Regions from separate parts of the Homo sapiens genome. Here region 2 is linked to region 1. The links are chromatin contacts, found by Hi-C or POLR2A ChIA-PET in ENCODE. All regions are on one chromosome and are shown on one strand. Each heading gives the region's core, a stretch centred on a gene start or an enhancer-like site at or near the end of the contact. The rest is flanking DNA. Distances are from core to core; before and after follow the strand shown. Region 1 overlaps DLEU1 (deleted in lymphocytic leukemia 1). Region 2 holds the start of DLEU2 (deleted in lymphocytic leukemia 2).

Evidence for each region. A loop is a pair of places that touch in the nucleus more often than their neighbours do. ChIA-PET counts read pairs that join two places held with the same protein, here RNA polymerase II (POLR2A). Pooled maps may share reads with other maps.
Region 2: a loop to region 1 is called in a map of PC-9, with 17 times the contacts of the local background. The contact joins the promoter of DLEU2 here to the enhancer-like site in region 1. A Hi-C loop is called at or near these places in 5 of 168 maps with a recorded cell type or tissue (B cell, CD4-positive, alpha-beta memory T cell, GM12878 and 2 more), 35 of 37 single-sample maps with no recorded cell type and 19 of 50 pooled maps. POLR2A ChIA-PET finds 5 or more read pairs at or near these places in 16 of 52 experiments (CD4-positive, alpha-beta T cell, CD4-positive, alpha-beta memory T cell, CD8-positive, alpha-beta T cell and 11 more).

The regions. Positions count from the first base shown.
Region 1 is chr13:50,354,778-50,359,829 of GRCh38, reverse strand. All of the region lies in intron 2 of DLEU1 (deleted in lymphocytic leukemia 1), which reads right to left. Among named protein-coding and RNA genes, the nearest start is that of DLEU1-AS1, 170 kb to the left of the region's middle. Within about 2 kb of position 1,994, at least 14 of the 41 ENCODE cell types and tissues checked have a DNase peak (open chromatin) inside an H3K27ac peak, as active enhancers do; they include B cell and PC-9, where a contact is called at or near this core.
Region 2 is chr13:50,123,668-50,128,473 of GRCh38, reverse strand. DLEU2 (deleted in lymphocytic leukemia 2) reads left to right here and starts at 2,933. Exons shown (of 14, transcript NR_152566.1): 1 at 2,933-3,172. All of the region lies in intron 2 of DLEU1 (deleted in lymphocytic leukemia 1), which reads right to left. RefSeq lists silencers at 2,481-2,810, 2,841-3,050, 3,371-3,880, 3,961-4,470 and an enhancer at 2,102-2,812.

The sequences.
Region 1 (5,052 bases), core at 745-3,244:
AGAAGCACTCCCTCTCCAGGTACAACCCCAGTAAGGCACATGGGAAAAATATAAGTCTCATCCAGTGCTCAGCTCTTTCCAAAAGTCAGACACCCCTCACGTCTTCTATCCCATGTGTGGCTATGGCCCACTGTCCACAGGAGGCATTTCTCTGCTAGAAAGGTAGAGCTCTTCCAGTCTTCCCAGTCAAACAAGAAGGCTCAGCCTTTGTGGTCCTCAAGTAGCTTGCAGGGAGCAAGAAGTCGGGAAGTGGGAAATTCCAATTCCTCTGGAGTAAGGAGATGCTGTTTCTTTACTGGGGAAAGAGAGTAAGCAGGTGCATATATAACAGCCATGCTGTTAGAAGAGAAGATGTAGGATTTGAGCACATGAGAATGTTTTATTAATTTTGTATTTTAATTAGATTTTTGGGTTTTTTTTTTCTCTAGTCTGTCTTCTGTGTTTTTTTTTTCTTTTTTTTTCCTGCATGAACCAAGAAAGAGAATGGCATTGAGAAGGTATAAAAGGGTTCTTTAATACTTCCACCTCCTTGGATATACAGCAGGAGAAAGAAAGTTGGATTACTTTATACTGGGCCTTTAAAAAAAAGTCTGGTACCTTTGTATATCATGAGCTGATGTGAATGGTAATGGCGCCAGCCTCCTGGACTAAGATTCCACCAGTTTCCCCTGTGATGCAGGCCATCCCCCACCCGCACCCCAGCTGAAACAGAACTGAAACTCAGAAAACCTAGCTATCCCTGCATTAAAAAATATATTTGCAAGCATCCAGGGATTTTATTTCCGTCCTCAAAAAATTGAGAGCCTCAACATTTATTTTGTGCAGAGGCAGAGAAAGTACCCCCATAGTCTGTGGGCTGACCCCAAAACTGAGTGTCTGTGGCTATGACTATTTGATAACTGGGCTGCTACACTTGTAAGGTTTCATTTCTTTATTTCCTTCAAAATGAAACAAAGATAAACAGTGAGAGTAGTATTTTATTGTTTGAACACCAGTTTCTCCCCTTAACAATCCTGTGTTAGTATGCTATTTTCTTGATGTGATTTTAAACCTCAGTGTGTACCCGGCCAGTTCTGTATTCCAGAAGCTACTGTCTACTGCCAAGAGCTATTAATCAAAATAAATGGGTGCTTGGGATCCTGGAAGTGGTGTGGGGACTCTGCTTCTCTGTAGACAGACTACCCTCTTCTGCCCCAGAGTGGGGGCAGCAGGAGGATGATAGTGGTCAGGGAGGCACTGTGGCATTCTGAATCCCTGGTGACACAAGAGGGTGTCAACACAGCCTGTGGATAACAGGAGAAGGGCCTAAAATGTACTTACACCACCCTAAGACTGGACAAACTCTGGGGATACTTCCAGTTCATCTCCCACAATTTCTAGAGGCATCTGCATGCCTGTCAGCTTGGGCCAAGTGCACAGAACACCATCTTTGTCAAAGCTAATTCCTGGCACCTACCCAATAAGCCCAGGCTGCTTTCATTTCTACTCTGTATTCTTTTATGACATTTGAAAGACAAAGAAAAGAAAGTGGTCTTAGAAGGTAAAAAGGTTACTTGAGTTCACAGACTTGATATTTTAGGAAGAGGCTAAACTAAATTATTCCAAAGTCTTACATTTAATTTGTGCCATCAGTGACCAAACATTTTCAAGAGTTAGTGGGTATAAAGGACTGAAAAGGATGATAAAGTTACTATCAACATTCAGGCCACAGAAAGGCAGAGGAGGGAGAGAACAGTTAGAAACATATTAAACCAAAATCTAGTCCAGCCATCCCTCTAGCCCTTTTATTTTGTACCTGGGGTAGGGGGTGGGGAGAGTTGATGTTAGCTTTTGGGTTTTTGCTTGCAGCAAGCATATTTCATTTTGAGCCGGTTGTGCCAGTTAGTGACATAATGTCCACATGGTAATATGATACGGTAAGCACAAATGCAGTGCACAAACCAGACTGTGGCCTGGGAAAGACAAGCTCTGTCCATATATCAACGGGAATGGCTCGGAACTCAGGGAGTGAGTATTTTGAAGCAATCGCACATGAATTCACCTTCAGGAGATTAGAGGCTGATGTCACCAGGAGAGTGAAGTCATCAGAAATGACCTAAACTGATGGGACCTTGCCAGAACAAAGCTGCGCTGTGCAGACACACAGCTTAACTCCTTCTGGGTTGAAGATTTCTCCAAGGCTGCTTTTTTTTTTTTTTTGTGAACACGAAGAGTTTCTAACAGACGACAACAAAGCCGATATGACTCCCACACTCCTAGGCATCAGCTGGTGTTACTTGATGAAAGAGGCCCAAAAATAAGTAAGTTCCACTAACCAGATGTCCTAAGCCCTCACCTTTTCATCCAAGAGTTCTACCCTGTCTCTATAGATTCTCAGGGGAATAGCACTAGTAGGCCTTTCATAACAGCAATTGAATTGAAGTGAATGGAATTAAGCTAGCAATGGCAGATCCCCCAGAATGGCAACAGTTGGGCCCACAGAATGGTGGTGGAACAGCACTACAGAAGACAGCCCATTTGAAAAGTGGCTGGTTGCCTGAGTCTGCCTGTGATTCTCAGTGGAACACTCCATGTGCCAGGAAGCAGTAAGATGCTGGCTGTCTCTCACCTAGTCAAGCTGCTTAGCAGTGAAGAACCATCCTCTTCTCCTTGTTACCATAATTCCTGAGAGCCATTACCACTTGCTTATTTCATCCTCTCTAATGTCAACCCTTGGCTACTACAGATGCCATAAGGTCAGTCACACCTTGCTTAGGCCAAGGAATACAACATAACTTTAAAAGTTAATCATGCATGGAAAATACCTTCAGATTCATGTGTCCCCTTATGGGCAGTGGCTGCATTAACATTGCATCATAAAAACAAGCTAGATAAGATCATACTAGAGGTGGTCTTAGGGGCAGGGGGCTGGACCCGGCCTCTCTTCTGGGATGAACCTAGCATCTGGTGTGTAGAATCCGTAGTCAAGTGGGATAATGTAAATAAAAGCACCTTCCAAGCTGCAAAGTATTCACTGAAGAATATTTTGATTTCATGATGGTCCTCCACAAAGCAAGGATAAAGGACCAACAACAATAGGTATGACCTTAATATAGGCCAAATGGGAAGATGGCTGCCGACATGAGGTAGTGGGAGGTACACAGAAGAGGTCTCCTGCCCCTAAACCTTCCTCCTGATGCCTGTTGTGTACCTACAAATCCACCTCTAACAACTTGCTTGAGGTCAGTGCTTTTCAAATTGTTCTCATCACAACCTTTACAGTACTGTTCAGTACTCTCTCATACACGTACAATTGAAATAAAAGTTTTTGCAGAAGCAATACTTTCCCTACTGCCTAAGATGTGCTCTGACACTTCCTAATATATTTCATATGACTTCATTTTTTACTACTGGCTTGACCCATTAATTTAACAACTACTAATGGGTCAAGATTCACAATTTGAAAAACACTGAGAGTTAATTCCACATAGGAACAGAGCAGAAAAAAATATAAATTAGGGTTTTCACCGTAGGGAATCGAGTCCTGAGAGGGGAAAAACCCACGATGCTTTAAGGCTAGAAAGCAGAAGGCTGGAGAGAGCAAAAATCAGCTTCTACTACTTCATGAATCACTTTGGGCCGCCACTGGAGACCCTCATCAGAGTGTACCCATCTTCTCACTACATAACTCCTCCTCTATTCATCCACTCCCAAACTCATACACAATCACAGAAAGATAATCCATCCCCGCCCCTCTGCCCAGATAGAATCTAACAGAAATCAGTGTGCATTCTTACACTGAGACCAGAGAACCAAAGAGCAAAGGGACAATGACCAATAAGTGAACTGAAACCATCATGAATACTGAGACTGAAGTGTGCTTTTGCGGGATAGGAATCAAACCACATTGAGGTGAGTGCACTCTTGCATCTACTTACACATGAAATGGGAAAATTAGCTCCACTTTATCACATTAAAGTATCTACGTCAGGTTTGGAAGCTATGGTTGGCTTTCAGTGCCACTGAAGCACCACGAGATTTAGGCTGACTTGGGCTACCCTATCTTGGGCTACATGATGAACTACTGTGACCAAACCCATCCAGACACTGGGTGGATTTTTTTAAATATAGTAAATATTTACTGAGCTCTTACTAAGCTGTGCACTATAAAAAAATCTGTCAAGCTTTTTACTTGATTGTATAGTCCAAGCATTTGATTGAACTCACAGAATTCAGAGTTACGGTTATGCTTATTATCACAACCCTGAACTTGAATGGCCTTCAGACCTTGGCACATTTTGTGGGTTTTTAAAATACTGTTCAGCTTGCCACTATCAATCCTTTGGATATACTTTTCTAAAACGTCAATAACTTTCAAATGCTCAGATTAATTCTGGAATAAATACATTCTCTGCTGAGGGAGGTAATTTACTTAAAAGGGAGAAATAAAAGTGGTCAATTTCACTTTCTGTTTCCATTGAGACTAATTTTCTGTGCACCTGCCTTCAGGATTTAGAATGAGTGAGAAATTTACCTGTATTTTTAATGAAAATTCATGTTGTTTCCTTTTTTGAAAGTAACACACCAAAAGAGATAGCATGCTAGTGTGGGCCTGTTCCTAATATTTGTAAGATGCAGGCAAGAACACACGCAGGGACCAGGACTGGGCAGCCCTGTGGTTTCTTACCGAGGTCGAGGAACACTGATTACATGCATGTGAACACTTCAGCCAGTATATGCAAGGTCTGTCTTCTTTCCCATCCCACCCTCATGAGACACAGGTATGTGTCCACCACAGTAGGCACAGGGCCAGGAGAGTCTAGGTGCTGATCCTAAGCATAGTCGAGAGTGGGTTGTCAGGGTAGGCATGGGGGATAATCACAGGTGAGCCAGAATAGATGTGGAGTCCAGGGAAGAAGCAGCTTTAGCTGCCTCAAACCTAAAGGGAGTGGGGAGGTAGGAGGAGCGAGTACTGTACTAGTATTAATCCATTCATATCAATGCATTCAATGTGTCCTATTGCGTATGAGACACCCACAACCACTTAACGAAACCCATTGTTACACCAACAAA
Region 2 (4,806 bases), core at 1,684-4,183, 230 kb after region 1:
ACATTGGACTCATTTAGGATCACCAGATTTTAATACCTGCCAAAATCCACAAATATTGCCACAACAAAATGTGTTATTAAATAGAATAAAGTTAAGTGTTTATTGGGCTTAAAGATGGGGCTCTTCGACCGTTTGGCTACATAAATGTGCTAGAGCAACAGAGCGAGCGGCTCGCAGGCCAATCTGCCAGTGTTGGTTCGCTGGGAAAGGGGGCGAAACCGAGGACACTTTTAAGCTGACCAGATTGGGGTTGGCTGCCCTACCTGCGGGGTGGCTGTGGGGAGTTACCCTCAGCTCTGAAGATGCCTCCCCTTAACTGAAAACGTCTTTGGCCGGTAAAGCCGCCCACGCGGGCCGCGCCTCTTCCAAGTCTGCGCAGGCCGCCTTTGTCCCTGCAGTGACTGCCGCGAGGGCAAGGAGCGAGCGCGGAGAATGTCACCAGAGTTTATTGAAGTGTTTATAAGCCGAGAACTCTGGTTTTTGCGGGGAGGCGGAGTGCTTATCCAACTTCACTGGAGCAAAAATTCTGTGGGCCTAGAATCCCAGGAGGCCTCTGCGCACCCTCGCTGGGCGAGCCGGAGTCCCGGCCTCTCCCGAGGATACGAAGCCGGGGGTCAAAGCTTGCCCCCGCGCCATACTCCTTTGCCTCGTCGAACTTTCAGCACGGTCCCATTCAGTCTGGAATTTCAGCTCAAGACCCGGGCCAAAAGTTCCCTGCGGAGTTGGTATATTAACATCCGCGTTCGCTTTTCCAAGGGGGTTGAGGGGCTCCGGACAACTTCTAGCAGCTCCCGGGCGCCCTCCAGGGACCGCCCCCACCCAGTTTCTGCGCAGCTCGGGCCCCCACCGTCGCCTCGCGACCTCAGATCTTGGCCTCCCACGGCCGCGCTCAGGGAAGCTATTGCAACTGATGCGCCCCGGGTGCTTTCGTTTTGCTTTCGCTCCCTCCTCTCCGCAGCTGGGAAGACTGCGCAAGAACAAAGTAGGGGCGAAAAGCGCGTGTCCTGACAGTGTGTCGGGGACACTGCAGCTTGGCGCGAAGCTAGGGCGGGGAAATGAAGGCTGAGGCCCGAGGCCTCTGTATCTCTGCCTCTCGCAGGTGTGGGACGGGCCAGGGGGCCCTGCCTTGTTTTCTTCATGCAAGGAAAAGTGGTTTGTAGATATTCAAAACAAAATTGGCGCAGAAACGAATTCGCCGTCTTAGGAGTGCTGTGGCAGGGCACAGCAGAAGCAGGAAGACGGGCGGCCAGGGCCTTTGCCTAAATTGGAAGGAAACCAGGAGCGAGCGCGCCAGCTCCCGCACCAGGCTCTGAGTACCGTTAGGTGTGAGGGGACCAAAGCGCCGTCCGGTTCGCTGGGGGGTCGACTAAGCTCCGCGTTTTGGAAGCCCAGCAAACACTGCACAGGTTCGCTTTACTTCCTCTCGCCTTCTTTAGAACGAGTGCACACATTGGCAGCTGACGATCCCACCACCTAGTCTCCCTCTTAAAAGAGGGCAGGCAAGCCTGGAAAGGTTTCCCAAATAGAGGCAAACTTATTGCTGTCTTGACTGGCCCAGCGAAAGCGCTCTCAGCACTGGCTGAGCCCAGTGCCCAGCCAGGAAGCTCGGCTCGGGTTGCGCGAGTCCTTGAAGAGTCCCCCACGGCCTGCAGTTGGCCCGAATGAGGGTCTGTGCGCGGGAACGGTTTCCCCAAACCCCTTAAGTAATAACATAACCCTTCCAGACTGTTCATCACACTGTTCAGCTGCCAGGAAAGGTGCGACGCGCTTCTTGCCCTCGTCCCAGCTCAGCTCTAGTTTCTTCCGCCAGTGAGCTGAGAAGCCAAATTATTTTATTCCCACCCTGTAAAGTTAAACTGCAATATACATAAATCACTCAGGGAAGCTGCTAAGATAAATAACACTCAAATGAGCTACTTGCACTTGGTATTGTTGTAAGGCCTTCCTCTGGTGTTTACCGCCCTCCTTGTTTACATGAAGCTCAGGAACAGCGGCTTTAGGCCGGTAGGGAGCTCAGTTTCATTTCAAGGGTATGGCAAGGCCTATCATTTCGTCATAAGGCTTTGAAGGAAAGTTCGTCTGTTTTTGTCTCACATCTAACTTCCAGTAACTTCTCAAAAACTATATTCTTCCAACTGTAGCTCCGGTCTGCAAACTCCCTTCTCCCTAGCTGTCCGGGAAGGGGGACTCGAGCTCGCGCAACGCCCCGCTGCACCTGCGGAGGAGGGAGAGCGTCTGGGTGCGCCATGGAACGCCCGCACCGCGCTTCCCGCGCTCCGCCCGCCTGCCCGCGAACGGCTGCGAGCCACCCCCGCATCCCTCACACCTCTGCCCTCCCCAGTCGTGCGCGGGAGAGGGGGCTAGCACCGCAATGCCTGGAAGAGCGGCCGCGCGAGGGGCCTGGGGACAGGACAGCCTCCCGGCTCCGAGGCGAGGCCCGAATGCGCGCACACTCGGCGAGCGGGGCGGCGACTGGGGAGCCGGAGACGAGAGAGGGCGGAAGTGCGGGACGCCCCGCAGCACTCCCACAGGTCGCGGAGCCCGAGATCCTCGTCGGGTGGCGAGGGCGTGGGTGCCCACGCTATGCGTGACGCCTGAGCCGCGGCCCGAGCCCACGAGCTGGGTGAGGCCGCTGCCGCCGCCGCCGCCACGAAGCCTGGCGGGCGGCGCGGAGCCCCGGGGAGCTGGTTTTCCCGGGCGGGCACGTGACGGGGTTGGCAGCGTTCGGGCCCCGGCTGGGAGGGGGAAGAAGCGGGGAGCAGAAGGCCGCGGGCGGGCGGCTGGCGCGCTGTGTACTTAGGTCGTGTGCTGGGGCTTTTCTCTCCCAGGAGCCGGCGGGGGGAGGGGAGGGGGAGGGGCCACCGCTCCGCCTTCTCCTTTTCGCAATGTTGACGCAATCTATAAATAGTGGAACAAAAGGACCAACTTCCTCGGAGCTTTGCTGAAACTGCACAAAAAATCGAGCCGGGGGGTTCCCTGGTCCCCGGCGATGGGGCGGGGAGCGCTGCGCCGGGGGAGGGGGCGGGCGCGGCGGCGCGGGCCCCGCCGAGGGGGGACACCTGGCTGAGGCACAGCTGCCGCCGTGCCTTTCCGCGCGAGCCCAGAGCTCCGATCCCTGCGCGGGCTCGAGAGCTCGCCCCGAACGGGGGTCTTCCTCCTCCGCCGTTGACAGGTCAGTCCGTACCGCCCCTTTCAACACTGTGGGCTTTCTTTTTCCTCCCCCGAGCCTCCACTTTTAGAAGGGAACTGAGAGGAAAAATAGAACGAGGCGCTGCAGCAACAGCCAGCAAATCTGCAACCCCAGCAGTCCACACGGCAGGGGTGGCCGAGGGGGCTCAAGGAGGCGGTCCCCGCCTGGCCCCTCGTCGTATGGCCGGTGCCTGCGCCGCAGCCAAAGACGGAGGACTGGCGTGCGCCACCCGGGCGGTAGGGAGAGCGGAGGCGCGGGCCGCCTTGCTGGGGTCGAGGAGGGGCTCCCGGCTGCTTCTCTCGCCCGTGGGCCGACCCCCGGAGGCTACGCGTCAGGGCCCGGAGGCCGCTGCATGCGCCTCGCTCCCTCCGAGCTCGGACCCGGCGCCTCAGCTTCGTCCTCTAACTGCTGTGGGAGGATGGAGCAGAGAAGCGCTGTCGCTGCACGCCGCCGTGCCCCCTGGCTCTGGTGCCCACGCAGCCAGCAAGCACTGAGCTGGGGGGCAGGGTGGAACCGGGGCACGCTCGCTTCTCGGAGCCTCGGACCTGAGCGCGAGCGCCCGCCGCGCCGCCGTGGCGGTTCCACAGGGCGCGGGGAGGGGGCGGAGCTGGCGCTGTTGACAGCGGTGCCGGAGCGGGGAGGGCGAAAGTTGGGGAGAGGGGGCGGGGGAGAGGTGGGAGTCGGGGCTGGGGGAGAGAGCGCGCGCGCGGGCTTCGGCGGGGAGAGGGGGGCCGGGTCATGTGATGTACAGACACCCCCGCTACAGGCTGGCTGCAGGGGTGACGTCACCACCCTTGACTGCAGGGGGTGGCACTTCCGCTCCCTCCCCAGCTGCTCCCCAGCCCCTGGCACCGCCGGCTGGAGCCCTTTCGCAGTTTGAGTGGGCAGAGGGAGAGAGGGGTTTTCCTTCTGGCCCCAGCCCGACTGCTTCTCCCGCCGCCCGGAGTCCCCGCCCTGGGACCGGAATGGGAGCCGCGGCCGCCCCCTCCCGACGCGTCCCATTGTGTGAGCGGGCGGCGCAGGGCGGAGGCTGGTGCCGGCCCCCCGCAACTCTGCGCTCCCGAGGGGGCGGGGGCGGACCCCGCGCAGTCAAGGCCAGGTCCAGCCGCCCGCCGGCTCCTCCTTCCCCAGAGCGCCGTCCGCGCGCGGGAAGTCCGACGCTGTCGACTCGGTCCGGACACCGCGGCCTCGCCCGCGTCCCTGGGGCGCCGGGTGGTGAGAGACCCGCTGGGCCGTGTGGGCCCGCAGTCCAGCCCAGCGGGTGTGTGGTTGGAGTCTGTCACAGAGCCCCGAGGGACGCGATCCCAGCAGTCGTTACGCGCTATTTGGGGAAACTCGGGGTTTTGGTGACTCAGCGCGGTGAGCGCTATTTATAGGTAGATGCGTTAGGAGAAGGGAAATAAGCTTCGCTCGAATCCGTCCATTCGTCCGCCCGAGGACTGCAAAGAGCTCCGTTTGGAGGCAACAACTGAAAGACTTCTGAAAAAGATTTGGCAGTTAGAGCCTGTGGTATAAGACATAGCAGGCCTCGCCAGGAGACTAGTTACAACAGTTCGTCTCAAAAAGTTAGAACGTTTTCTGGAGTAGATGGAGGATTTTAGGGACACGTCATGACC